Regions from separate parts of the Homo sapiens genome. Here all the other regions are linked to region 1. The links are chromatin loops, found by intact Hi-C in ENCODE. Cell type or tissue: MCF 10A. All regions are shown on one strand.

The links. Hi-C counts contacts between places; a loop is a spot of excess contacts. Peaks named below come from ENCODE experiments on the same cell type or tissue, not always from the same donor. Only the 100,000 strongest peaks of a DNase experiment are listed, where the experiment ranks them.
Region 2: a loop joins it to region 1, with 17 times the contacts of the local background. A loop is called at or near these places in 39 of 110 quality-filtered maps.
Region 3: it touches region 1 in a loop (4-fold over the local background); 28 of 110 quality-filtered maps call a loop at or near these places.

The regions. Positions count from the first base shown.
Region 1 is chr9:27,029,131-27,037,130 of GRCh38, reverse strand. All of the region lies in intron 13 of IFT74 (intraflagellar transport 74), which reads right to left. Among named protein-coding and RNA genes, the nearest start is that of LRRC19, 27 kb to the right of the region's middle. In MCF 10A, a CTCF peak has its summit at 3,121 (motif pointing left); a DNase peak (open chromatin) is centred at 3,120.
Region 2 is chr9:27,193,681-27,201,680 of GRCh38, reverse strand. TEK (TEK receptor tyrosine kinase) reads right to left here. Exons shown (of 23, transcript NM_000459.5): 12 at 4,082-4,366. It also overlaps the pseudogene RNA5SP280. Among named protein-coding and RNA genes, the nearest start is that of TEK, 88 kb to the right of the region's middle. In MCF 10A, no CTCF peak of the experiment used is centred here; DNase peaks (open chromatin) are centred at 3,280, 5,110 and 7,080.
Region 3 is chr9:27,179,800-27,187,799 of GRCh38, reverse strand. It overlaps TEK (TEK receptor tyrosine kinase), which reads right to left. Exons shown (of 23, transcript NM_000459.5): 7 at 7,432-7,560; 8 at 4,190-4,341; 9 at 2,171-2,315. Among named protein-coding and RNA genes, the nearest start is that of TEK, 75 kb to the right of the region's middle. In MCF 10A, no CTCF peak of the experiment used is centred here; DNase peaks (open chromatin) are centred at 3,059, 3,919 and 6,219.

The DNA of each region.
Region 1 (8,000 bases):
CTCCTGTCTCAGCCTCCCTAGTAGCTGGGATTACAGGTGCCCACCACCACTACCGGCTAAGTTTTTGTATTTTTTAGTAGAGACGGGGTTTCACCATTTGGGCCAGGCTGGTCCTGAATCCTGACCTCAGGTAATTCACCCGCCTCAGCCTCCCAAAGTGCTGGGATTACAGGCGTGAGCCACTGTGCCCGACCAGTCTCTGCAAGCATTTTATCATGAATCACAGCAATAATTTTTTTTGCCATTGTAGGGGCAGCACTAAAACTTCCACAAATGTCAGCTTCAGCTTCCTTCTGTTTTATTGTGTCACTTTGGTAAATCACACGCCACTTTTCAAAAGATCTAAGAATTTTATTTTCTTGTTGAGAGACAGCACTTTACGCTCTCTCTTAGTCTGTAAGGGATTTCTTTCACCATATAATTGATTTTTAGGAGTCTTTTTTTTTTCACAGAAGCAAAGAGTGAACACAAGTAGCCAATGAATAAAATGCCAGATGAACACTGCTCAAACAGTGGGTGCTAGAGAGAGACTGAAGATCTGTGAAACAATGGGAGGCTATAGCAGGGTATTCTTCAGTTCAAATGGATTCAGCATAGTGCTTAGCACATGGCAGGTTCAAACTTGCTTTTTGAAACTTCCTGTATTTTTTTCAAGTATTTTCCATCCATAGTTGGTAGGATCTGCAGATGAAGAACCCGTGGGTACAAAGAATTGACTATATTACAAAATTGCTGTGGTAAAAAGAGTACATATAAGCTTAATGTTTTAAACTAACTTTGGCATTAGGTTTCACCCAATTTTCTAAATATACATTCTCTGGGAAATACAGTTGACCCTTGAAAAACAGAGGTTTGAACTTGGTGGGTCTACTTACATGCAGATTTTCTTCTGCCTCTGCTACCCCTGAGATAGCAAGACCAAACTCTTCCTCCTCTTCCTCAGTCTACTCAATGTGAAGACAATGAGGATGAAGACCTTTATAATGACCTACTTCCATTTCATTAGTAAGTGGAAAATAATAAAAATCTTTATAGTTCTCTTAATAACATTTTCTTTTCTCTAGCTTACTTTATTGTAAGAATACAGTATATAATACATACAAAATAGTGTTAACTGTTTATGTTATTGGTAAGGCTTCCAGCCAACAGTAGACCTTTGATAATTAAGTTTTTATGGAGTCAAAAGTTATACATGGATTTTTGACTGCATGGCACACTCAGTGCCCCTAATCCCAATGCTGTCTTGAAGGGTCAACTACATTTTAAATTTTAAATTACAGGTATGCAAACAAGATCAGATAATTCTATTTCTAAAGACAGGAGGCACTTTAAAAACTGTAATTATAATTTTTACATATTGTATAAATTGTATAATTTTTATTATCTAATTATGTAAAACAAAAGGACTATGTAGAAGTTTGTTCCAACAGAGTACTGTATATAAAATCATACAGTATAATTGGTAGTAAGCAGCATATACTAAACATATGGTCCTTAATCATTTTCGAAAGTAGTGGTTATAAAACTTTAACATGAATCAGAATCACCAGGAGGACTTACTGAAACACAAATTGCTGAGCCCTCTCCTTAGGGTTTCAAATTCAATAGGTCTGGGGTAGAGCCCAAGAATTTGCATTTCTAACAAGTTTCAGATGGTGGTGATGATCCTGGTGTAGATGTAATACCACCATTTTAATGAAAGATTCAATGTATAGTTTAAACAATTTCTAGATTGAACAATAATAATTCATTCTTCTTCAGCAGATATATGTTGGAAAACCACAGAATAGTAATGGATAGATGCCATTTGAAATCTCAGATACCAGAAGATAAACCACTTTGAAACTAAATAGGTTATTTTGTACATCCTGAAGGAAATACTGACGGGAAAATACTTTCTAATGTATGCTTTGGGAAAATAACTGCAGTAAAGTTATTCAATTTTGCTTTTATAAAGTAACAGCATTAACAATAAGTCACTAATTAATATTTATGAGCATATTTTAAATTGACTGCTATTATGAATGTGTTTTGTGTTTATATATGTTTACCATTTATGTTATTGGTAAGGCTTCCAGCCAACATTAGACTATTAATAATTAAGTTTATTTAATTATCTAATCTAATTCTCACAATAACCCTAAGAGGTAGGTACTGTAATTACCTCCATTTTAAAGAAAAAAAACTAAGATAAAGTAAGATTAAATAGCATAAATAGCATGTCCAAGATCAAACAGCACAGCCTGGATTTGAATCCAGGCATTCTAGTAACAGGACATGTGCTTAAAATAAAATGATTCTGGCCAGGCGTGGTGGCTCACGCCTGTAATCCCAACACTTTGGGAGGCCAAGGCAGGCAGATCACCTGAGGTCAGGAGTTTGAGACCAGCCTGACCAACATGGAGAAACCCCATCTCTACTAAAAATACAAAAAATTAGCCAGGTGTGGTGGCGCATGCCTGTAATCCCAGCTACTTGGGAGGCTGAGGTAGGAGAATTGTTTGAACCTGAGAGGTGGAGGTTGCGGTAAGTCAAGATCACACCATTTTACTCCAGCCTGGGCCACAAGAGAAAAACTCCGTCTCAAAATACATAAATAAATAAACAAATAAATAATAAATAAAAGTATTCTGTCTTTAACATTGTTTATTTTACCCTCCATAATTAAAGAAACAATGGTCCTAACCAAGGCTTTAGAACTCTGAGTATGAAAAAGTATACTATAGACAAACCAAAGTATTATATTTTGTTATTTTACTACTTTGAATGACACATATATATTATGCAGAAAGTTACAATGAATTCATTCAGAATTTAAGACAGTAATTCAATATTCCTATAGCACTTTGCATATATTTCTATTATGACATATTTACCACATTGTAGCAACTAGTTATTTATATGTATTATGGTATTTTAATAATCATATATTTGGTTTTACAATCAACTCCACATTTGGGAAAATACTTGAATCTGGAAAGTAATCATTTTTGGTGAGTAATAATGCCCAATAATCCCTCCTGGAGAGACATATGACAGTGACCGTACAACATTTGTTAACTCTATTTGTCAATCCTACTGTGTATATATTAATAGATGCTCAGAAAATTAGCCCCATCTTGTGGATCGCGGTGGTACTACAAATTCAGGCCTAACAGTCAAAACTTCGGAACTGTCAGTGATGTGTACCTTATCTTGACTGACAAAAACTAAAAAACTTATGGCTAGCATTGGTAAGGAACCACCTTCACATACTGCTTTTGGTTGTATAACATAATACAACCTTTTCTGGGAAGAAATTTGCAAACCAGTTGTAAATATAAATAATATTCCATTCAAAATTTCACTTCTAGAAATTTATTCTGTGGAAATAAACAGACAAGTTATAAACATGAATGTACTAGTGCAGCACTGTTCTTGGGAGTAAAAAATTAGAAACAGCCTAAATATCAATGTGGATACAATGAATCCTATGTAACAACAATCATAGGGGTAGCTAATGGTTGTCAGAAGCGCTTAATGTGCACCAGGCACCATTTTTTTTTTTTTTTTTTTTTGAGACAGGGTCTCACTTTGTTATCCAGGCTGAAGTGCAGTGGCATGATTTTGGTTGGAGTGATTTCGGCTTACTGCAGCCTCGACTTCCGAGGTTCAAGTAATCATCCTACCTTAGCAAATAGCTGGGACTACAAGTCAAACACACATCACCATGCCTGGCTAATTTTTGTATTTTTTTGTAGAGACAGGTTTTCGCCCTGTTGCCCAGGCTGGTCTCGAACTTCTGAGCTCAAGCAATCCACCCCCCTCAGCCTCCCAAAGTGCTAGGATTATAGGCATGAGCCACCACACCTGTACCAGGCACCATTCTTAAGTCTGACTTTAGAGCCCTAACATTGACCACTATGCTATACCATTTCTCAGAATGAAGTATACATCCTCATAGGGAAGAATGTATATTATACAGTTAAATGAAAAGACTCAAGCTCAGAAGAACTGTATATTAGTATTACTCCATTTAAAAATATGTTTATCAATGTATTAAAAGTCTAAAAGCCTAAACATTAAACTGTAAACCATGATTACCTCTGAAGACTTGGATGAGGAGAAAGGAGATGACATTTTACTTTATATACTTTTCTGCTTGCATTTTTCATGTTAAATACATGCCAGATTCATATTTAAAATTACAATTTTAAAAAATTAATCTGAATCTTTAAAATAATTTTAAGTAGTTTAAAAGACTTTTTTTTTTCTTTTTTTTCTTGAGATGGAGTCTTGCTCTGTCGCCCAAGGCTGGAGTGCAGTGGCGCGATCTTGGCTTACTGCAACCTCTGCCTCCCGAGTTCAAGCGATTCTCCTACTTCAGCCTCCTGAGTAGCTGGGATTACAGGTACACACCACCATGCCTAGCTAATTTTTGTATTTTTAATAGAGATGGGGTTTCACCATGTTGGTCAGGCTGGTCTCGAACTCCTGACCTCATGATCCGCCTGCCTCAGCCTCCCAAAGTGCTGGGATTACAGGCGTGAGCCACTGCACCCGGCCAGGACACTTTTTTTTTAAGCTGAAAAGGATGACCTCCTATAAGCTGAGGCTAATTGCCCAGTTAATGAAAGCATGAGGATGGTCATTTAAGGCAAAACACACAAAAAAAATCTTTTTAAAAATAAGTAAAATGATCTACCTTCAAGGTGCTTAAAGTTTCAGAAATTCTAGGTAATTAAGGCTTATAATTGTCATTTCCTGGTATGAATGGCACGTTGAACATGCACATCTAATTTTGATCCTCCCGCAAACCCCACTAAAACTATAGCAAAAAGAATTTTTAAAGGTAGAAACCCCCAGCATATAGAAATAGGAGACAACAGCAATAACATTTTGGAAGCTGAAAGGAGATGGAGAACTGGTAACTGACCTAGCAGACTTGAGAAAGTTGAAATCTAAGCCAGCATTGGGTGAAGCTGAGAACTACCCTGATTTCAAAAGGCTCAGTATTTTTGCATAGAAAACTGATCACTTTTTTTGTGATTTGTGTAAGGCTTTGACATGTCTTATAATAGTAATGCTGTTCTTTATAGAATTTATTCAATGTAAGGGAATACACTAGTAAAGAGTAAAACACCAGGCACAGTGGCTCACACCTGTAATCCCCACACTTTAGGAGGCCAAGGCAGAAAGACTGCTAGAGCCAAGCACGTTGAGATCAGCCTGGGCAACAGAGCAAAACCCTGTCCCTACAAAAAAAGTTTTCAACAATTAGCTGGGCATGGTGGTGTGCACCTGTAGTCCTAGCTACTCAGGAGTTTATTTTACATTTTATTTTATTTTATTTTACATTTTATTTTATTTATTTTATTTTATTTTATTTTATTTTATTTTATTTTATTTTATTTTATTTATTATTTTATTTAGCTAAGGCAAGAGGATCACTTGAGCCCAGGAGTTTGAGGCTGCAGTGAGCTATGTTGTCACACCACTGTACTCCAGCCTGGGTGACAGAAAGACCCTATCTCATTAAAAAAAAAAAAAAAAATGAGTAAAGTTAAGGGCCTGATTTCAGCTAAGTGGTCGAAGAAACTATTTACTCTGAAGGACTTCAATATAAGATATAAACTCTCAAGTATTAATCTGTAGTAAGAATAAAAGAATTTCTTTTTTTTTTTTAAGACGGAGTCTCGCTCTGTCACCCAGGCTGGAGCATAGAGGCGCGATCTTGGCTCACTGCAAGTTCCGCCTCCTGGGTTCACACCATTCTCCTGCCTCAGCCTCCTGAGTAGCTGGGACTACAGGCGCCCACCACCAGGCCCGGCTAATTTTTTGTATTTTTTAGTAGAGACAGGGTTTCACCGTGGTCTCGATCTCCTGACCTGGTGATCCGCCCACCTCGGCATCCCAAAGTGCTGGGACTACAGGCGTGAGCCACCGCACACGACCTAAAAGAATTTCTTAACAGATTCCTTAACAAAAACAAGCTGGGCACAGTAACATGGACCTGTAGTCCCGGCTACTTGGAAGGCTGAGGCAGTAGGACTGCTTGAGCCCAGGAGTTCAAGGCCACAGTAAGCTATGATCATGCCTGTAAATAGTCACTGCACTCTAGCCTGGCCAACACAGCAAGATTCATCTCCATTTAAAAACAAAAAAGTCACTTGGCTATATGTTAGAAGTAAGCCTTGAGGATAAAAACATCCTTATTAAAAATAGTATCCCATGTTGAGTGAAAATATAAGCTGCTATTGTCCACTTGGTGTGTTCTGCTTTACTTGGAAGAACAATACTTTTTCTATTACTTTCCCTTGCTTATACAGAGCCAATATTTTAAAAAGCAATAATTAAGCAAATATGCAATTGTTGGCATTTCAACTAAGAAAGGAGAAATCAGGATGGGTTCAGGCTTTTTGGAAAGTAGCATGACATCTGCCAATAATACTCCGCTTTACTAATGATGCAGAGCTTGTAGCCAAATTCTGACCATATAACTTTCATTAGAGCTATTTCTCATTGTTTCTAGTTAGCACACACATACACAAATTCCTTCCCTGCTAAAATATAGAACAGTGTACCCTTTTTTTTTTTTTTTTTTGAGACGGAGTCTTGCTCTGTCACCCAGGCTGGAGTGCAGTGGTGTGATCTTGGCTCACTGCAACCTCCGCCTCCTGGGTTCAAGCCATTCTCCTGCCTCAGCCTCCCAAGTAGCTGAGATTACAGGCATGCGCCACTACTAAAAATTTAAAACTTAGCTGGATGTAGTGGCAGACGTTATATATTCCCAGCTACTCAGGAGGCTGAGACAGGAGGATCACTTGAACCCAAGAGTCTGAGGTTGCAGTGAGCTGTGATTGAGCCACTGCACCGCTATGAATGTTTCCTTAGCCATAACAAGAATACATGTACATGTGCACACTGTTTATACCATACCTAACTCATAAGAATATACAATCAATTCTTGATAATCCAAGAGCATAGTAACTGGTTTGCAGTTAAACTATGATTAAAATGCTATGGAGAATCTACTTTTATCTTTCTTATTAGGGAGAAGCTTGTTAGGAAACTGATGCTCAACCTCCTCCTTTAACCATAAATAACAATGTAGCCCCCACACCCAAACCCCCACCACAGTATTTCTACATAGTCAAACCCCAAGCTCCCTCAGGTGTTCTGGTACCTGCATTAGTTCTTCAAATTCCACTCCTGGGGAAAGTTGGGGAGGATAAGGTTAATCAGTCTTTGCTACTTCATTACTAGACCTGGGTGGGGAATTAATTCTGTCTGGATTATTTGTGTGGTATTTGTGATTTGATTTTCATCCCCTCTAACGCTACCAGTTACTGCCATTAGTAGTTGACTATATTATTATTATTTAATTAATTTATTTATTTATTGAGACCGAGTTTCACTCTTGTGGCCCAGGATGGAGTGCAGTGGTGCGATCTTGACTCACCGCAACCTCTGCCTCCGAGTTCAAGTGATTCTCCTGCCTCAGCCTTTCCGAATAGCTGGGATTACAGGCCTGTGCCACCACGCCCGGCTAATTTTTGTATTTTTAGTAGAGATGTGGTTTCTCCATGTTGGTCAGGCTGGTCTCGAACTCCCGACCTCCGATGATCTGCCCGCCTCAGCTTCCCAAAATGCTGGGATTACAGGCGTGAGCCACCACACCCGGCCGACTATATTGTTTATAGTAAACTATTGACTATTACTAGGAAGGAAGTGTAACTTAGGAGGAAGTATAACTTAGGAATCTCTAACAACTTTAAACATTTTACTTCTGTTTTTGTAAAAAAAAAAACAAACTGCTTGGCAAAGCTAAATAAATTTTATGCAATCATTTTAACTCATAAGTGGTCAGTTTAAATCATTGCTTTAATATTACTCATACAGTATATATTTTAGTAAAGTTAGTAATATCATAGAGAATTAAATAATAAATCCCAGGTAGTTGAACAGTCTCTGAGACACCAGTTAACACTATATTAATACTGCTAAACATCTGTTAATCT
Region 2 (8,000 bases), 160 kb before region 1:
TGACTCCCCCTTGTTACTCTTTAGGGGACTGTGGCAATTTATGAGAATTAGGTATTGGATTTAGAACCTTCCAAATCTGATTGTTATGTTCTATGTCTAGCAGATGGTACAGTATCCAAAAATCACAATTAATCAACAGTATGTCTTAACTTTCTTTACATCCAGTACCAAGTCTTTTGTATATTTTTATAAAAATATACAATAGCCTTTCTTCCCACATGAGATTGAAGGAGTAATAGAAATACCAACATTTTCAGATTACTATGATCACATAGTTAATATTTGTATAGTTGTGGCTCAAAAAATTCAACTTCATAAACCAGTGGTCTTCTAAGCCTGTCACAAAAAGCAGCAGTGTCTTTTAGAAGCTTGTTAGAAAAATAATGAATATAATTTTTGTGCCAACTAAAAATCATAAATTTGCATCTACCAACTTACCATTTTATGCCTGAAAGGAGTCATTCTTAGGGATAGCTCAATAAACCTTTGATTTAAATTCAGCGGGTCTGGACCCAGCAATCTACATTTTAGCAGGTTCTCTGGGTGACTCTACAATAGATTCTAAAATGCTTTAGGAAACACTAATCAGACCTTAAACAATTTAGAAACGGGATATCACTACTTAAAGAACCTCTAGAAGCATAGTTGCTTTGAAGCAGTGGGTCGCCCATCCAAAGAGACAAGTGCAAGACATTTGTAGCATGGTGGGGGGAAAAATAGAACTAAAATGTGGATTAGAATCCTAATCCCCATGCCGTACTAGTTCCATAATTTTGGGCAAGTCACTTACCCTCCTCTGTGCCTCAGGTTCCTCATCTGTTAACTGTGATAATCATTCTTACTCTACTTTCCTCAAAAAGTCATTGTAAGGGTCAAATACTCCCCATGTAAATGTTTTCCAACAGGAAAACATAACACACATATATTATTTTTAACATATGATTGGGGTGATACGCCAAATCTAATTCACTCCACTTCTTACCCCTGGACCAGATGTAATTGCTAGGCTGGAAACCAACACAAACTTTATAACTGGAAGTATTAATTTTACTTATGAACATACATGATCAATGACAACACAGCATATTAACAAATATTTTCAGGTAAAAATGAGATGTTCTCATTCACATCCTCCTTCCTCGGATTTCCTGACCCTATAGGGATCAACTCCTACCCTGCCAATCTCACATCCCTACTACCACCACCAGCATTGACCCTCCATCAAACTTCATACAATCATCCAAGGCAAGTCGACTCCCAGTGACTATTAACTAGTTTTTGTTTAATCCTATAAATATGATAATGATAGTGTGATTTTGAGAGTGTATCATTCTAATGAGGATGAAACTTATGTAGTTTAGGTGAGTGAGCACCTCAGATAATTTTGAAATAGGAAATAGTGATTCATCCCATAGTTACTGACATTTCACAAGTTTATAGTTAATATGCTGGAAATGGTACAGGAACAAACAGATCAATGGAAGGGAACAGAACATCCAGAAATAGATGCAAAATGAATATGAGAACCTGGCATATGATACAGAAATCATCACAACTCACCATGGGGACTACTCAATACGTGGCATTGGGACCACTGACATGCCATATGTGAATAAATAAGATTAAAATAAAAATATTAAAATATACTGCACCCCAAAATAACATTTTTATATCTTAAAGACCTAAATACACAAAACAACACTAGAACTACTAGGAAAAACACAGAGAATATGTTTATGACCTTGGGATAGGGAATAATTCCAAAATGCAAAAAGTATAAATCACACAGGCAAATACTGACAGGTCCAGCTGCATCAAAATGTCAAGTGTCTGTGGGTTAAAAGCCACCACAAACAAGGTTACAATAAAGGGATTAGGAGAACATATTTGCAATACACATAACAAAGTATTTAGATTACACAAATAATTTTTACAAATCAGTAAGAAAGACAACCTATTCCAAATGAGCAAAGGATATCAATAAGTATATCAAAAAAGAGGACATCCAGTATATCAATAAGTATATCAAAAAAGAGGACAATTAACATAAAAAGATGCTCACCTTTGCTAGCTATCAAGGAAATCAAAATTGAAATTAACAATGAGGCACCATATTTTGCTTTTGAGATACGCAAAGTAAAAAGGTGTGACACTATCGAGTGATATAGGGAAAGGATATAGACATAGAGATGGGTATAAGGAAAATGGCACTGTCATACACTCCTGAACATAGTACACACTGACTAACCACTTTAGAGGGAAATAGCCCATGAGTTCCACCACCGGACTTGTTCCTAGAAAAACTCTCACACCTGTCTATGCACATGGAGACATGCATAAGAATGGGCATTGCATTTTGTTCATGATAGTAAAAAATGAAAAAACCTACATCTCCCTCTAAAAGGGAGAGGATGAATGACAAGATACATTCATAAGATAGAATATTATACAGAAGTTAAAATTACATGCATCAAAGCTAAATAAACATGGATCGATAAAATTCATAATGTCCATTCAAAAAATGAAGAATGATATGTATGCATGTGTATACTTTCAGAGATATTAAAATTATAGAACATTGGGCTTGGCACAGTGGCTCATGCCTGTAATTCCAGCACTTTGGGAGGCGAAGGCGGGAGGATTGCTTGAGCCCAGGAGTTCCAGACCAGCCTGGGCAACATAGGGAGATCCCATCTCTACAAAAAAATTTTTAAAAAAAGTCAGGTGTGGTGGCGTGTGCCTGTGGTCCCAGCTACTCAGGAGGCTGAGGTGGGAGGATTGCTTGGGCCCAGGAAGCCAAGGCTGCAGAAGCCATAATGGCACCACTGCTCACCAGCCTGGGCAACAGAGCAAGACCTTGTCTCAAAAAATATATACATACAACATTAAATTAAAATATACTTAACAAACTCATAATTTTGGTTGTCTCTTGGGAGAGGGGAATAGAAATAGATAGGGATAACAGTTGCAGGAGATACTGATACACCTGTAGTGGGTTATTACATAAGTCAACAACAAATGCTGAAAGCAAATATGACAAAATGTTAACAGTTGTTAATTCTGGATGGGAGGAATGTGATTGTTCGTTGTGTTACTGTTAGCATGATTCTGCACCTTGGAAATTTCACAGAATTAAACATTATATATGAAGAATTCCTAAACACTGACAAAACAATTCAGACTTTCATAAGTCACTGATGCAATAAAAGAGTGGCCAAAGAAACACTGAGCCAGCTTCCACACCTGTTCCTGAGGAAGTGGAGAACCAGCTGCAAAGACAGCCTCAGACTCTGGGAGGTGGCAAGGGACCACATAATCTCCCATCCAGGCCTGACCCTGCTTAGCTTCCAGGATCAATGAGATCCAGTGTGTTCAGGGTGGTAAGGCCATAGACCACATGATCCTGACTTCAGTGGTAGTTGTGTGTGGCCAAGAAATAGTTTACCTTTCCAAGGGTTCCAAATGCACACAGTTCTAATTTCAGTGAATCAAAATAAAACTCTCTGCTTAGTTTAGTAATGAATAGACTTTCAATACTACAAAGAAACCCAAGAAATTCCCATTAATTTTAAATGACCAATCTGAAATTGAGAAGCCTGAAATGCAAAATACTTTGGAAAAAAAAAGTGATTTTATTACTCCTAGATAAATCTTTTAACTTTTAAAATTACCTGTTTTCAAGGGGTTTCAAGCAAAGTTATTTGGTTTTTATGGTTAGGTAAGACCCATCTGGAATTAACTGACATCTGTGTACATGTAGATATATGATAATTCTTCAAAACTACCCCATAAATGGTTCAACAAGCCCTAGAAAAACTTCTTGTTACTAATTTACTAAATAAACAACTGCACACCAAGGGAAGGTAAATTTTAGCACAGACCTGCCTGAATTATTGCAAATCCAAATATATGTTATATATTGCAAGTTATTAAAATGATTAGGTGGGGGGCACTAATTAGCCTTCTCTCACAACTAACTTTCTTTCATAATTTCCAATAGTCCTGCAGTGATGTTAGCTAAGTCTGCATGGCGGTAGCCCCTTATTGCTCAGATGAGGCTGGAGCAGCATGAATTACTTACTGTCACTAAGGGTCCAAGCAGTGAGATCTTCACTCCATTCCCCCTGGGCCTTGGTGTTGACTCTAGCTCGGACCACGTACTGCTCCCTGGGATGTAAGTTGTTAAGTAGCACCGAAGTCAAGTTGCCTGGAACTTTAATATTCTGCTGATCACTTTTTTGCACAGACCTTCTCTCCACTTCAACATAAAAGTCATCTTCCGAGCTTGGAAATATTGGTTGCCAGGTCAAATTTAGAGTGGTCTGACTTTTAGGCAGGAGATTTAGACCTCTTGGAGGAGGGAGTCCTAGGAGAATCCAGAAAAATCATTATTTTTATATATGGCTGATATAGTTTGGATTAGTGTCCCCACCCAAATCTCATACTGAAATGTAATCCCCAGTGTTGGAGGTGGGGCCTGGTGGGAGGTGATTGGTTGATGAGTGTGACTTCCCATGAATGGTTTAGTACCATCCCCCTTGGTGCTGTCCTCCTGATACCGAGTGAGTTCTGATGAAATCTGGTCATTTGAAAGTATATAACAGGCCCCAGTGTGTGATGTTCCCCTTCCTGTTTCCATATGTTCTCATTGTTCAATTGCCGGGGGAGGGGGGAGGGATAGCATTAGGAGATATACCTAAAGTTAAATGACGAGTTAATGGGTGCAGCACACCAACATGGCACGTGTATACATATGTAACTAACCTGCACGTTGTGCACATGTACCCTAAAACTTAAAGTATAATAAAAAATAAAAAATAAAATAAACAGGAGCTTTGTCAGAAAATAAAATGTTAAATAATTTCCATGGAAAAATAAATAAATTATGAAACAGTAAAAAAAAAAAAAAAAAAAAAAAGTGTATAGCACCGCCCCCCCTCACTCTTCTGCTCCTGCTTTCACCATGCAAAGTGCCTGCTCCCACTTTGCCTTCTGCCATGAGTAAAAGCTCCCTCAGGCCTCCCCAAAAGCAGATGCTTCCTATACGGCATGCAGAACCATGAGCCAATGGTTACTGTTTTTACTGTTTGGCTTGGTAAAAAGCCAAACCTCTTTTCTTCCAAATTACCCAGTGTCAGGTATTTCTTTATAGCAATGCAAGTACAGACTAATACAAGGGTGGAGTCAATGACAGCGCTAAAGGGCACCTTTTAAGAGTAACCTTGGCTTCTAGAATAAGATACCACCTCATAAGCTATCAAAGAAACACAAGCAAGTGGCCCATATGATACTTTTTTCCCTACCAAAATGATTCATTACATTATTTATAACAGCAAACAATTGGAAGAAACCTAAACACTCAAAATAGGAAACTGCTTTAATAAATTATGATATAGCCATTCAGTGGAAAAATAGATAACTAGGATAAGTATGAAAGCCCAATAAAGAGACTTCAAGTACATGTAGGCATGCTAAAAGTTATGTCTACAATGGTGAAGGATAGGAAGGAAACTGATAAAAATCAAAACAGTAGATTTGCCAAGGTTATGGGATTATGGGAGAGTATTTACCGTTTCTGTTACCATTTTGAGCAATACATTGTAAAGCAATTTAGGGGTTCCTTCCCCTTAGCAAGATTTTCAGAAATCATACAGCTGTGGTGGCAGGGCCAGGCCTATTCCTGCTCTGATCACATCAAGGTATCCGCTATGACTACGTGATGCCTGGCCATAATCACCCACAGGAGCCTGGGCTACCAAGACATCACTGAATAGAAACAATATGGGTTTTAAAATCAGAGAGACAGGAACATGCCACTTTACTTTTGCAACCTTGGGCAAATTCATAATCTCTCCAAGTTCACCTGTAAAATAAAATTAAAATATCCATCTTCCAGACTCAGGAGTAATAAGTGAGAAAATGGATGTGAAAATGCTTGGAAGGTGTTAGGGGCTCTATTAACACTGGTTTCCTCCCTCCCTTCCTTCTTTCGAGATGTCTTATGTCACTGGACAAAGGAGGAAATAGTGTGTTTTCAGTTAATAATAGTAAATTGATTTTTAAATTCCAGATATGAAGTCCTTCCAAAACGTAGGATAGAGATCCTCTAATTCATGCATTCTCAGTAGGGACACAATCACTCCTATGGGGCAAAAAAATTTGTTCTTAGTGTATGAGAAAATTTCAGATTACTACAATTGTTTACAGAGGACCATAATACAGAAACAGATATAGAGCATATCTGTGGTATTAAAATTTCACGGGAGGCAGGATCTACTAGGATAAACGTATCTGAAACAGCTCACTGGGGATGAGCAATACATTTTTTTTTAAAGGTTGAGAAACACTGCTCTTACTCTTGGTTCGAGGTGAGAGGAAGGGTCTGTTTCCATCTACTGGGAATTAAGTCCCACCAGCCTGGTTCTGACTACCCTCAGACTAGTGAGAACCAGCAGCTAGGCATGCATTTTCTTGGCATTATGCAAAAGGTCTGATGGCCCTTTCTCTGTAACCTTTGCAAATGGAGAGAGGTGATGCCATCTCCTCTTGTTAACCTCTGAAGTTTAACCTCCAAAATAGCCACCCAGAGTGGTTTAGGCAGGTTTGCAATGACAAAGGAGAATGGGGAGTTGATATTTTGGAGAATACATTTACACCTCCTAATCCTGTGCCTGGTACAGAAGAGTAACTCAATAAATAGTCATTTCCCCTTTTCCCGCCCTTTGGGAACATGATTACCCCATACGCCTCCCTGTCTGCCCCTTTCTGCACTATGTTCAGAAAGTGTTCTCTTCCTTCCCCTCCCGGACTCCCTGGCCTTCACCATCTCAATCAACACACATAAACAGTGCAACTGCCAGACGAAATGAAAAGCAAACAGCAGCAAAATTCAAATGATGGGAAAAGAAGAACCTTCAATAATCCCCTTCCCGCCTACCCCTGAGAACTACTTTGAAATATTCTGAGAGACCTCCTGGCTGCAACACATTCTGAGGGCTGAAGACAGTACAGTGTGGGGCTGTGAAGTGTTTTATGTTCTGTTCCATAAATACTTTCCATCTGAGTCAGTTTATGCTCTTCCCCTCTTGACTCACCAACAGTGACTTGAGAGAGAATTAACTACCATTTGCCTTTTAGCAGTAACATGATGACATATCAGGGATCCCTTGGGTCATGGTTGTAGAGGTCCCTTTTTCCTCTCTATATAGTTTCTGGGTTTATTTTTTATATTCACAACCAGGTGGGTCCCCAAGCAGCCATTTCTTACTTGTGTGTAATGCTTCTATAAGTCTCAGAGTAGCTTTTGAGTCTCATTTGGTTCTTTAAGGATGCTGCTAGTAACATAAAAACTAGGTGGGTGGTGTGAAGGAAGGATGTTTCTGTTAAGGGTGCACAATCTCTGCAGAAGAAAAGTGGATGTTCTTCCTGGTTTTTTCACTCAATCATAACATATCCTTCTACTTTTAGTAAATGGAGTAAAACACAGGCAAATATGTGAACTGGGATAATAAGCTGGTGCCTTTGGGATTCTAGGTAGAAATAATAATTGGAGAAACAAAAGGATATGGAGCCTGGACTGGGAGTGGTGACTCATCCCTGTAATCCTAACACTTTGAGAGGCCAAGGCTGGGGGACTGCTTGAGGCAGGAGTTTAAGACCAGCCTGGGCAACAAAGCAAGACCCCGTCTCTACAAAAAAAATTTTTTGAAGTAGCCAGATGTGGTGGTGTGCCTGTAGTCCCAGCTACTCAGGAAGCTGAGGTGGGAGGATGACTTGAGCCCAGGAGATAGAGGCTGTAATGAGTGTTGATCAAACCACTGCACTCTCCAGCTTGAGTGACAGAGCAAGATCCTGGCTCTAAAAGACAAAGATATGAAGCCCGAAGATTTAGTATGGTGATGCATCTTACTGTTATTAAGTACTCTGAGTCTCTACTTTTCAATCTGTAAAATAGGGAAGATGATAATTCTTACTTTCCTAGGTGATATAAATCAAATATA
Region 3 (8,000 bases), 150 kb before region 1:
CTAATTTAATCTCCCTGTGAAGATACAGGGAGACAGTGGCCATCTACAAGCCAAGGAGAGAAGCCGCAGAAGAAATAAACTCTGCTGATGCCTTCATCTTGGACTTGTAGCCTCCAGAATTATGAGAAAATAAATTCCTGTTGCTTAAGCCACTCAGCCTGTAGTATTTTGTTATGGCACCCTAGCAAACTAATACATATGAATATACTACAATTTGTGATTAGTGTATCCTTTCTAATGTTGATGGACATTTGAGTTAATTTCAGTTTGGGGCTACTATGAATACAACTGCTCTGAACATTCTTGAAGATGTCTTTTTTGAACATAATACAGCCATTCTTTTGAGCATATACCTAGGGGTGGAACTGCTGGTTCCCAGGCTAAGTAAATGTTTAGGTTTAGTACAAGTTGCCAGTTTTCCAAAGTGACTGTATCAATCTGTACACTGGTGTTAAAGCCTAGTATCTGTTTTTGTAAATACTATAATAAAAGATGCTGATTAAATTGATTAAATTCCCTAATGGCTATTTACATTTTATGGCTGCCAGTCAATGTGACAGCAAAGAGACAGCAGTGACTTAGGACTGGAGAAGCTTCTACACATTGATGTTGTGTGCCGTGTCTTTCACTACAAACTAAAAACTAGACCCAGTGACTCTTCTGTGTATTCACCACATGGTTTGTTTTGGACGTATGTCCATGGGTAGCAAACATTCCCAGAAGCTTAAAAGTAGGGTAATTTTTCTTGTCTGCATATCATTTCCTTTCTTCCAAGAACATTCAAGATGCAAGAAATTATTTTAATCACGTGAATGTTCTACCAAATAAAACAGATTTGGGCTCTTTCCTATAACCAAAAGTAATAATAAGAAGGAGGATTCTGAGGTGGTTCATATGGATTCTCAGGGCACAGAATCCAAATCTATGGGGTTGCATTTACGCTACTGTTGTTATTGGCCTTTAAAAAACAGATTATGTTCTGAGTATTTACAGCATTTCATTTATAGAAGTTACCTCTGAGATCTCCCAAGAGATTACTAATGAAGTAACGAAAGGGGGCCAAATACAAATCAACTTTGGTCACCTCACAGTCTCCTCCTCTGTAACACAAGAGACTCAGAAAGCAAAATGGTCCAGAAGAGATAGTGCTGGGTTTGGAGTCAGAAGATCCAGGTTTAATACTAAGATTTGTGCTTACAATGTGTGCTACTGTATAAAGTTGACCCTTTGTATCTGTGGGTTCACATCTGTGGATCAGCCAACTGTGGATCAAAAATATTCAGAAAACAAATTGTGTCTGAACATGTACAGACTTTTTTTCTTCTCATTATTCTCTAAACAATACAGGATAGCAACTATTTACAGAGCATTTACAATGTATCAGAAATTACAAGTAATCTTAGCCTAGTATCTTTCCTAGAATATATGCCAGAGAGCTGTTAGGTATTCTTGTCTAAACAGGTGATTAAGTAACTTGCGGATTTAAAATTCCTTGCTGTAGCTACGTACACCAGCCAAGTTAACGTGGACTTACCTCCATTTTAGTTCTTCCACTCAAGCCACAAATCTACACACAAACACTCAGATTAATTTGAATTTTGAAATACTAATTTATAGCAGGAAAAATGCCCACAGCCCTGAATGTGAAAAGACATTCATGTTAATTATATAGCATAGCCTGGGCTTCTTATTAAGTGAGTAATCCTCAAAATAGGGATTCTCCAAATAATTCTCTACAATAATGAACAGGAAGTCACAACGGCAATGCTAACCTTCTTGTGAAATATAATCACTACCAGATATGTTGTGCCTGACACAACTCCAAGTATTGTATGTGTTTAACAAGGCTTCACAATAACCCTAAGAGGTACCTAAATTATGCTTCATTTGCAAATACAGAGACACTCAAAAAGGTAACTTCATTTGGTCAAGGCCACCCACAAGATTATGAGCTGTTAGGGACAAAATCAAACCTGGGGCTGTGTGACTCCACAGTTCATACTCTTAATTTCTTCACTCTAGTTTCATGCATATAATTTTTTAAAGGCTTACTATCCTGGAAATTACCCCAAAGGTATTTTAGTGGTCGCATACATTTCTGTCTAGAAGCAGCAATACAAAAACATAATGCATCAAGGACACAATCCCTTTTTCTGGGAAATGAACTTACCTTTAACAGAAATGTTGAAGGGCTTTTCCACCATCCCAGCCACTGTGTTCACACTGCAGACCCAAACTCCTGAGTCAGGGGGGAGGATCCGGTGGATGGTGAATATGGCTACTGAGAAATGATCCGTATGGTTAAAGTCTTTTGGCTGAAAAGGTCAAATACAAAAAAATAAAAACTTCTAGGGAGGCATAAACGCAAAGGTCCATAACATTGACCCCATCTCATTGTTTAATAAGAAGTTTCCTAGGAGAGATCAAGAAGCTAAATGTAATGCTAATATAATTATTGGCTTATTTCCAAAGCTATTGTAGTAGCCCTGAAAGTTTATTTTGGATTGATGCCCTGTCAGATCCTGCTGTTGTATTTGTGTGTTTAGGAGTACGGGGTAAACACTTACAAGCAAGACACCTGAAGCATGATTTCTTTTAAACTCCTCCTCATAAGATTTGTTCCTTTCCTATCTAACACAGAGATGGCTGCGTGGGAGGACAAAGTGACTTCCTAAGTGTTTGAGAGGCTGTCAAGTGGGGAGTACTGGAAAAATCCAGGGTTCTGAAGAGAGATGGACCTCTGCCATTTTTTTTTTTTTGAGAGACAACAAAGTCTTGTTCCTTGGCTCAGGCTGGAGTGCAGTTGAGTGATCATAGTTCACTGCAGCCTCAAACTCCTGGCCTTAAGTGATCCCCCCACCTCACCCAAGTAGCTGGGACTACAGGTATATGCCACCATGTCCAGCTAATTCTTTTTTTATTTTTTAAGAGATGGGGTCTTGCTATGTTGCCCAGGCCGGTCTCAAATTTCTGGCCTAAAGTGATCCTCCCACCTCAGGCTTCCAAAGCACTGGGATTGCAGGCATGAGTCACCGTATCTGGCCTCTTTGCCATTTTTGACCAATTCCTTAGTTACTTAACTTCACCCAGCCAGTTCCCACTTCCGCCAAAAAAAAGAGACACTAGGCAATGTTAAGTAAGAAGTTACATATAGTTATGGCCAACCTTACTAAATAGTAGCCATTACTTTCATTAACTCATGAAAAAGCCAATAAGATTTTGGAAGCCATCAATTGGCTTCTTCTACCTGATGGGTTGTTTGAGTGGAATCAGGGACATTGAAACGTGGACCCTAGTAATGGTACATTCTACATATTCCTCCCTCAGAAGGTCACTCATACCTGCCTCTGGTCAAGCTGATTTTGGTCATCTTTGATAGAAAAATAGGATAATAAGTATTTCTAAATTTTTAGATTAAAAAATACATCAATATCCTAAGGATCACTTTCAACACAAGAGAAATTTGGGGTGGCTCCTGTCTCTGCTGCATTTGGTATAGTTGGGAGAGAGAAGGAAAGCATGTTCGAAAAGTAGCTTGATCCTTTTAAACAAAAAATAACTGCTGTGATATTACCTGACCATGGGTGAGCATCAGCAATGAAGGCAAAGGGAAGAGGTGGGTAGAAACCCAATGAATGCATTCAGACCTAAGGGATCCCGTGGATTGTAGTTTCAGAACTGGGGAACTCTCCTCTTCTATGCTCCCCTAAACTGCTGCTCCAAAGAGCGTAATAGGAGTGGACCGGTCATCAAAACTCCATGTCCTGGTTGCACTTGGTAGCACGTAAATCTGCTGATTCATGGGTTGCAACACCACCTTACTCTCCTGATATGAGTAGTTAGAGATATGGGGACACTGCGAGAGCAAAGCTTTGCACAGATTGACACGTACTTCTCCCCATACCAGCTGGACAGTCCTGCAGGATGTGTGCCATCCTTGGCACCCAGCTCTGTCAGTTCCCCAGGAGGCATATTCCCAACCATGCAGAGCAGTACTGGCCAACAGAAGAAATCAGTGAGGCTGCAGTGAGTCAGTTCTGCCTCTCCAGGAATAGGGCATTTTATCAAAGCCAACAACACACTAGCCTAGGAGGATAAAAGCACTGAATGGTATCTATCATTTAGTGGGGTGATTACTACACTGAAGCATCTCATGCTTTAAGAAGGGCAAATTAAGAATGGCTCTTACATGGAGCACTGTCCCATCCGGCTTCACCAGGGTCATTTCTTCATTAGTAGGTAGCGGCCAGCCAGAAGCTTTGCAAATGGGATTAAATTTACCACTGTTTACTTCTATATGATCTGGCAAATCCACTATCTTTGGGGTCATCCTCTGTATGCCTGAAGGAAGAAAACAGCACTGTGAAATCTAATATTTAACAGAGCCAGCAGCAGTAGTAATAATAAAAATAGCTACTTTAGTAAGTCATGCACCGGGCAAGAACTTTGCAAATATTTTACTGTTTTGTCATCACATAAGACACCTGTGATGTGGATGATATTGTGGTCTCCCATTTTATGGATGAGGAGACAGAGGCTCACAGCCCAGATTCAGACTCAGATCTTTATAAATCCAGAGTCCACGCTCTTTGCCATGAGGCTGTGCTCCTTTCATGGACCAGGGAGGAACAGTCTCAATATTAAAATGATTATCATGGCCATATCTCCCCTAGACTTTGCTGTTCAATCCCCCTCTTTCTTTTTACATGAATGATTACAAAAATACAACAAACAAAAAACTAGTTCTTCCTCCACTCATCAAATAACCCCATGGTATTGCTGTTCAACAGCATTGACCTCAGTTTAGATATACGAGAGATGTCTCATTCATTGGGAAGTCTGCAAATAGCAGATAACTAAGAGGAAAAGGTGAATAAAGTTGCTCACAAAAGAAGTACATCAAAGAAGTGAAATATAACTTCCCCAAATCAGTATCCACTCAACAGCCAAATCAAAAATGTTGCTGCCAATATTGAAAGAAGGAAAAATGTCTGTAGTGTCAATAAAGGTAATGGTGTCAGGATTTCTTGCCTAACATCTACACAGTAGAGAATGAATAACCCTGAAATATACCAATTTTATTCTGAACCATAGGGACTCAGGGAACTGTGGACTATTTGTAATTGAATGTGAGACATGTTTGAAAATTGTCCAACACTCAGTAAACAATGTAGGCGATAGAGGTGCCCTCAGAGCAGCAGTAACTACAGACTGTTTCTTATCGGTGGTGGGAAGAGGCGGGGTCAATAATGATATTTTATACTGATATCCTACTTCTCAGGCCTAGAATGAAATGGGTAAAGGTGTGGAGGAGAAGGGAAAGAGGTCTAATACTTACAAGGTTATTCCTTGATATATCTGTAAACTTGGAAAGATTATGGAAAACGTGCCAAGTTTTTCAGCCTAAGTAGCTATTTGAATAGGAATTGAAAAACATGTTTTGACACTTTTAAAGCATTTCTTTCCTTCATCGTCCCCTTGTATTTTCTGAAGCTGGGTGGGGGTGAAGGTGGATGTGCTGGGCTAAAGTGGAATCTGGGAAGGGAGCTACTCTCTGAAAGCCCTAGTGACACCCTGGTTAACCTGTCTTAGATTCTCCCATCAGAATGCACTCCTTTTGCAGCATCAGCAGAAGGGAACAGACGGGAAGGAACAAAGCACAAAATTCAAATCCTTAAACTTGTTAGCTGCCCACGTTCAATACAATCCCCTAGTAGCCCCATGGCATTTCCTTCCCTTTCTAACCACTCCCTGATTCCTGCCCTGTAGTAAAGTCCAGGCTTGGCAAAAGAAGAAAAAATATAAAGTTTAAGGACTTTGAGAAAACACTTACTGGCATCCCACCCCCACTCCCAATATTTGTTCTGATTTCCAAAAGTAACAGAAAAAAAGGCCATAGCTGTATTATTGTGAGTGTAGATTTCACTGGATATGTATTTATTTCAATGGCATTTATATTTATATGATTGAAAAAGCAATACATATTTATTAAGTTTGAAAATACATATGTCTGCTTCTTTTAATTTTAAAAAGTATATTCTACGACAGTGGATAGCAAACATTTTCTGTAAAGAGAGCAAATACAGTCAGCTTTGCAAGCCATGTTTTCTGCCCTTGTAGTACAAAAGCAGCCACAGACGACATACTATAAATGAATGGAGGTGGCTGTGATCCAAAATTTTTTTCTTTATAATAACAGATGGTGAGAAATAAAAAAGGAATGAAGTACTGATACATGCCACAACATAGATAAACCTCAAAAAAGGTGTGGCAAATGAAGCTAGTCACAAATGACGACGTATTATACAATCTTGTTTACAGCATATAAAATGTCAAGAACAGGCAATCTACAGAGACAGAAGATATGGTTGACCCTTGAACAATACAGGCTTCAACTGCATGGGTCCACTGACATGTGGATTTTTTTCAATAAATATATTGGAAAATTTTTTGGAGATTTAGGATAATTTGAAAAAACTCACAGACAAACTGTGTAGCCTAGAAATACCAAAAAAATTAAGAAAAAGGTATGTCATGAAGGCATAAAATATATACAGATACTAGTCTCTGTGTTAATTGACTATGTTATTGGTAAGGCTTCTCGTCAACAGAAGGCTATTAGTAGTTAAGTCTTTGGAGAGTCAAAAATTATATGTAGATTTTCTACTGCGAGAAGGGTCAGTACCCCTAGCCCCCATGTTGTTTAAGGTCAACTGCAAATAAATGGTTGTCAGAAATTAGGATGATTGGAAAATGGAAGTTTCTATTAATGGGTACAAGGTTTGTTTTGGTATGATGAATATGTTGTAAAATTAGATTATGGCAATGATGGCATAGCTCTGTAAATATACTAAAAACCACTGAATTTACATTTTAAAAAGTTGAACATTATAATATAAAAAATGTATCTCTATAAAGCTGTTTAAAAAAAGATAGTGGGCTGGATTTAGTCTGTGGGTTAAAGTTTGCTGACTCCTGCTGAAGAGTAACTTCTGAACTAGAATGACATAAAATTTCATTTTGAGCATAATCTTTTCTATTTGTTTTATTCTTTCTATTGCTTTAAAAATATCCCCTGTCTAAATCCATCCCAAATTGCTCTTTCTCTGTTACGCATGTCCAGGGAAAAGGTTGGTCCTAGAGAAGGGAGCAGAAAAGGTAGGAGAGCTCTCAGCTGGCCAGTCATCACTTAAGCTGCTACAAAGAGCACGTGGTTTATGCCTAGTGCAAAGACAAATAAAGCCTACTATTAGGGTCAGTAGAGCAGAATTAAAATGCTGTGCTTTAGGATTTAGGATAAACTATTCCCAACTTCTGGATGGAAACAAAAGAGGCTTGAGGATCTTAGAATGCCGGCACAAGAATTACACTACCAAAGCTCAGTTCAGACATGCTGAACATGGCCCTGACTACAGTGTTACCTTGCTTTACCTTCTCTCTCACACTGGAGCCCCTGCCATCCTGGAGAGCAGAGACATCCTTGGAAGCGATCACACATCTCCCCATTGTTGCAGCTGCACCTAAGCTTACAATCTGGCCCGTAAAAACCAGGGTGGCATGCTGTAAACAGAGACATCAAAAAACCAGTATTAATCCAGGGGAAGAGAGGAAACTAAGACTGCAGGTGTTTAGTTTTATTTTTCTCTCTAAGCCATCAACTTTGCTGATTTGTGTAAGGTAGGGGGTAATTTATCTGAATTACCAGGAACTTAAAAAGCTGGGGAGTTATGCTTCCAAAAAAAGTTGAATGAGCTCCTATCATGCCAACTTTCTTGTAGGTACAACTACATTTAGAAAATAACTTCCTGAAAGCACTTAAGAGTGGGATAGGAAGAAAAAAGACCTGGAAGATTCTGGAGGGGAATTGAAATTTGGAAGATGGGAATGATGTGTTTCCCAATTTTCAGCTTTTAGCCTAACTGTTAGGTACAGTTGACACCACGTATGGAAGCTACAACTCCAAAGAAAACCTGCAGTCTACTGGCCTGATGCATCAGAGA